2 separate regions of the Homo sapiens genome follow, and region 1 is linked to region 2. A link is an interaction called in ENCODE POLR2A ChIA-PET data of the cell type or tissue named here. Cell type or tissue: Panc1. All regions are shown on one strand. Links, peaks and the distances in the headings refer to the core of each region. The heading gives the core; the rest is flanking DNA.

What was found. Peaks named below come from ENCODE experiments on the same cell type or tissue, not always from the same donor. Only the 100,000 strongest peaks of a DNase experiment are listed, where the experiment ranks them.
Region 1: POLR2A ChIA-PET joins it to region 2 with 5 read pairs; 3 of 35 experiments call an interaction of 5 or more read pairs at or near these places.

Annotation. Positions count from the first base shown.
Region 1 is chr15:43,845,488-43,848,408 of GRCh38, forward strand. All of the region lies in intron 8 of WDR76 (WD repeat domain 76), which reads left to right. Among named protein-coding and RNA genes, the nearest start is that of WDR76, 20 kb to the left of the region's middle. In Panc1, for the core only: no CTCF peak of the experiment used is centred there; no DNase peak of the experiment used is centred there.
Region 2 is chr15:44,189,645-44,192,565 of GRCh38, forward strand. The region is part of intron 1 of FRMD5 (FERM domain containing 5); the gene reads right to left. Among named protein-coding and RNA genes, the nearest start is that of FRMD5, 4.2 kb to the right of the region's middle. In Panc1, for the core only: no CTCF peak of the experiment used is centred there; no DNase peak of the experiment used is centred there; H3K4me3 peaks cover 346 bases; H3K27ac peaks cover 1,249 bases.

The DNA.
Region 1 (2,921 bases), core at 208-2,707, 340 kb before region 2:
AGGCCCTTACCAGACACTGAATGAACTGGAAGCTTGATCTTGGTCTTCCTAGTCACCAGGACTGTGAGAAATAAAATGCTGCTGTTGATAAGCCACTCAGTTTATGGTATGTTGTTTTAGCATCCCAAATGGACTAAGAAACAGTTTCTAAGCTGTATCAAAATATCTTCCCAGGGACCTGCTTTGGAATGATTTTAGTTATCTTTGATGAGTCAGAAATAGATACTGAATTCCATTCATTGTGCATATAATTCTGCATGAAATACTGTCTGTTATTACAAAATTGAGAAAAGTCAAGTTAATGTTCTCTGAATTTATTTTCTTATTGGGGAAGAAGACCAAAGACATGAAAAATGCCATAAGGACAATTAATGAAGGTGAAGAAATAGTGGTGACTTGAAGTTGGTTGGGGTTTATAAACAAAATTTGCAAGTTTGAAGACAGAAACCAAGTTCTTATTTTGGGATCATAGATTCTCCCTTATTTTGATAAGATGTGAGTGGGGATAGGAGGTGATAGGATTTAGCAAAGAAAACTGAAGCAAAAAAGTGGGAAGAAGATCAGAATAGTATGTTTTGGAAGCCAAGAGATGAGTTTCAAGGATGGGAGGTTGACAGAGCCTTTTGCAGAGAAGTTAAAAGAATGGAGAAAAGGCCATTGATTTTGAAAATAGGGTACCATGTAGTGAGTTGAGAGAATAGCTTTGACAATGAGGTAAGTAAGGAACAAAGGCTTTAGGAGATTAAGGAAGTATGGGGGTAATGAAAGAACTGGAGAAGCATTGGATAGAGACTTTTTTTTTTTTTTCCCGCCCCTGAGATACGGTCCCACTCTGTTGCCCAGGCTGGAGTGCAGTGGCATGATCATAGCTCACTGCAGCCTCAACTTCCCACGGTCAAGCAATTCTCCACCTCAGCTTCCTGCGTAGCTGGGACTACGGTCATGTGCCACCACACCTGGCTAATTTTTTAACTTTTTGTAGAGATGGGTCTCACTATGTTGCCTAGGCTCATCTCAAACTCCTGAGCTCAAGCACTCCACCTGCTTCAGCCTCCCAAAGTGCTGGGATTACAGGTGTGAGCCACCACACCCATCTGAGACTACTTTTTGAAGAATTTTGCAAAGGAAAAATTGAAAATTAGCATGATTAAATGAAGGTTTTTTTTTGGATGAGTTGATCTGTATAGATTTAAGACATACATAAAAATCCTTTTTTCATATCTTTCATGATGACTCCAAAAATCTGTATTACAGCCGGACGCGGTGGCTCACACCTGTGATCCCAGCACTTTGGGATGCCAAGGTTTGGCGGATCACCTGAGGTCTGGAGTTCAAGACCAGCCTGAACAACATGATGAAATCCCATCTCTACTAAAGATACAAAATTAGCCGGGCATGGTGGCACATGCCTGTAATCCCAGCTACTTGGGAGGCTGAGGCAGGAGATTTGCTTGAACACAGGAGACGGAGGTTGCAGTGAGCCGAGATGGCGCCATTGCACTCCAGCCTGGGAAACAAGAGCAAAACACCACCTCAAAAAAAAAAAAAAAAAAAAAAAATCTGTATTACTAGGTCTCTGTAGTCCAGTATCTCCATCAACCTAATTTTCCAGGACATTTGGCAATCTCATTAACAGATTTAACAAGTCTAAAAGCAATATTACCTTGTCTATCCTGTGCTCACAATTTCCCCAGTTTTTTTAAAAAATGGCTTCATTGAGGTAATAATTTACCTATCATAAAATCCTATTTAAAAAATGTAAAATTCAATGCTTTTTTTTCTTTTTTTTTGAGATGGGAATCTTGCTCTGTCACCCAGGCTGGAGTGCTGTGGTGTGATCCTGGCTCACTGCAATCTCTGCCTCCTGGGTTCAGGTGATTCTCGTGCCTCAGCCTCCTGAGTAGCTGGGATTATAGGCGCTCGCTGCCACACCTGGCTAATTTTTTTTTTTTTGAGACGAGTCTTGCTCTGTTGCCCAGGCTGGCATGCAGTGGCGTGATCTCTGCTCACTGCAGCCTCCGCCTCCTGGGTTCAAGCAGTTCTCTGCCTCAGCCTCCCAAGTGGCTGGGATTACAGGCGTCCGCTACCACACCTGGCTAATTTTTTTGTTTTTTTAGTAGAGATGGGGTTTCACCATCTTGGCCAGGCTGGTCTTGAACTCCTGACCTTGTAATCCACCCGCCTCGGCCTCCCAAAGTGCTGGGTTTACACGAATGAGTCACCGTGCCCAGCCTAATTTTTGTATTTTTTGTAGAGATGAGGCTTCTCCATGTTGGCCAGGCTGATCTGGAACTCCTGACCTCAAGTGATTTTCACCTGCTTCGGCCTCCCAGAGCTGCGATTACAGGCGTGAGCCACTGCACCTGGCCTCAGTGGTTTTTAATAAGTTTACTTAGTTGTTTAATTATCATAGTCTGGTTTTAGAACATTTTCATCATCCCTATAAGATCCCTCATGCTGGCTGGGTGCAGTGGCTCATGCTTGTAATTCCAGGGCTTTGGGAAGTCAAGGCAGGAGGATGGCTTAAGCCCACTAATTTGAGACCTGCCTAGGTGACATAGTGAGATGCCTGTCTCTTAAAAAAAACAAACAAACAAAAAAAAAACTGGATGTAGTGGTGTGTGCCATTAGTCCCAGCTACTCAGGAAGTTGAGCTGGGAATATCACCTGAGCTCAAGGCGGTTGAGGCTGCAGTGAGCCATGATTGTGTCACTGTACTCCAGGCTGGATTGACAGAGTGAGACCCTATCTCAAAAAAAGAAAAAAAATTCACTTACTGCAATAAGAAAGAAGCAGAACCTAATGTAGTATACTTCAAAAACTAGCTACCAAGGAGAGAAACAAATCTGTAGCAGAGCTAGGAGACAGCATAATTTAGCTTCTGCCCTGCCCCGTGTGCAGAATCTATACTGGTAAATTGA
Region 2 (2,921 bases), core at 180-2,679:
CACACCTGGCTAATTTTTGTATTTTTAGTAGAGACGGGGGTTTTACCATGTTGACCAGGCTGGTCTCAAACTCCTGATCTCAAGTGATCCTCCCACCTCAGCCTACCAAATTGCCAGGATTACAGGCATGAGCCACCATGTCTAGCCAAAAGTCCAAAGAGTTTTATTGGTCACCAGGGTCTAGGGTCTTAAAAAGGAATGGAAGACCTGCTTCATTTGCTAGGATAGACATATGAATTGGCGATTTGCTGTCTTAGGGGAAACACCATTCTCCCTGCAACATGGGAATGGAGATGCTTTAGTACCCTTCAAATTTCCCAGCTGCATAAGAAAACCACTGAGGTGGTTGGCCTAAGCCCCAAAAAGTCAAGACCAGAAAACAGGGGCAACAACCATCACCTGGCCTCCAGGAAAGCAGCACTGTCCTTCCTGGGCACTACAGAAGTGAGAAACAGAAGCTATAAGGTTGCTGCCAATCCTCCATGATATTCACTTCTTTAGTACAAGCCTTAACTAGACACATTTGAGAGACGAGCAACTCGCAGAGTCAGACAGGATGTTATAGATGAGGCTATCAAAGGTGAATTCAACTTAAAATAGATATAACTAGAAACAGGATGGGAAGCATGGTCCACTTCCTCTTGGAGCAAGAGGTGAGAAAATGAGGCTGTGAGGAGGTCTGTCTCCTCTTTTATGGGGTACTAAGGGGAAAAGTGTGAAGGAAACTTCTGTAGCTATGGTGATCCCTACATCCAAAATCCTAATTCTGGCAGAACTCTAACACTCCATGAAGTACTGCATCACACAGTATTCATTTGATCTAAGCCCTCTAAACTTGCAGAGATGGAGGCAGGGGGACCTGAAAGTTTTGAAATCCTAAGAGACAAACCAAAAAGTCATAGGAGCTATACCAACTGGCACTCCACTAATTCAACAAAGGATAATTGCAGAAATTGACTTCATAAATACCTCAAAGACCTCATAAATACCACACTAACATACTGTACTTCTCACCCGGGAGAGGGGTCACACAGCAAAACGGTTTGTAATGGAATGGATTAAAACTATAAAGAGTTATACAGGTGTTAGAACTGTTTATTGTTTTCAGGAATAAGAAAATTTGAAGTGAAGTTAACATAGCAATCATGTAGCACAAACAAATTAGAACAAATATTTATTGAATTAAAACTATGTAAGGCATCGAACTAGATGTGATAATTCTTAGGGTTTATGATTTATAGCTTTCTCTTAATCTATTATAAACTCTAGAGTGCCTGGCAAGCACAGGGCTCAATACATTTGTTCTCTCCCTCCCTCTCTCACCCTAGCTACCACAGCTACTAAGTGGTTGAGCCACAATCAAATCCAAATATTGGTTATACTATGGAAATGCCCCTGCACACACATTCTATTTATGGTAGTATCTTATTTAACTGCACAATTTAACCTGGCTGCTTAATCCATTATTTTAATATGTCTCTCAGTAAAATCAAATTCATTTCTAGAGTAGCTCACCTTTCAGTAATCACAAAAAACTGATTAACATTTCTGACTTGAAAATAGGTATTTTTTCAACACATATTTCTATTAGAAATGTTGCAATATATATTCTCATAATTTATAAACTATTATAAGCTGAAAGATAGTTCAAAATCTATTCCTGGCCGGGTGCAGTGGCTCATGCCTGTAATCCCAGCACTTTGGGAGGCGAGGCGGGTGGATCACGAGGTCAAGAGATAGAGACCATCCTGGCCAACATGGTGAAACCTCGTCTCTACTAAAAATACAAAAATTGGCCAGGCATGGTGGTGGGTGCCTGTAATACCAGCTACTCGGGAGGTTGAGGCAGGAGAATCGCTTGAACCCAGGAGGCAGAGGTTGCAGTGAGCTTAGATTGCGCCATTGCACTTCAGCCTGGGCAACAGAGCGAGACTCCACCTCAAAAATAATAATAATAATAATAAAATAATCTATTCCTTATAAGCAGGGCATGGTGGTGCACTTCTGTAGTCCCAACTACTTGGGAGGCTGAGGCGAGAGAATCACTTCAGCCCAGGAATTCAAGTCCAGCCTAGGCAACATAGCAAGATCCCGTTTCTTAAAAACATAAAAATTCCTTAGGATATTACATGCCTAAGCACGTAAATGACTCCTTCAGTATACTGAGTTCAAAGATATTAGTTATCTTTTCATTTTTTAATTTTCCCTATTTTCTCCAAATAACAAAGTAAGCTGATAAATGTGGTAAATATATATATATATATATATATATATATATTATATATATATATATATATGTATCTCCATAAATGAAACAGATGAATGAAAAACAGATGAGTAGACCAGATCTGCATTTACGAGGAAATGACCTTCAAAACTGGCAGGGAGCTGTTAACAATGTTCTTCACAGGGGAGCAATTATACTACAACCCTCCTATGTATACTTTCATTTCTCATGGTCTACAAATACATTTGCATATCAGAAAGAGTGAAAGAATAGTCTGGTAACTGTGGCAACCTTCATTGAAAAGATATAAGGCATTTTCATTACCTTAATAATTACATCCTAAATGCCAGATCGGAATAAATGCTGCATTATGAAAGGATAGACAAATACTTTGACAGAATTTCTTATAACTGAAATTTACCAAATGGAACTATCATGACTCCAACCCAGTGATACATTTCTGATTCTGTAATATCCTAAGTAGTCTCTGATTATGCTAAGGCAGTAAAATCATTCTAAAATAGATACTTTATTTAAACAAAAATATGGCATACAACACTTTAAGGAAAATGAGTTCAAATTATCACCATAAAATATACAGTGCTACAATGCCTAAAATGTTGGGAATATTGCTTAACCTAATAAGAAGTTCACAGATCCTTTCCATACTGATTTAAAAGATCCTATGCCCAGT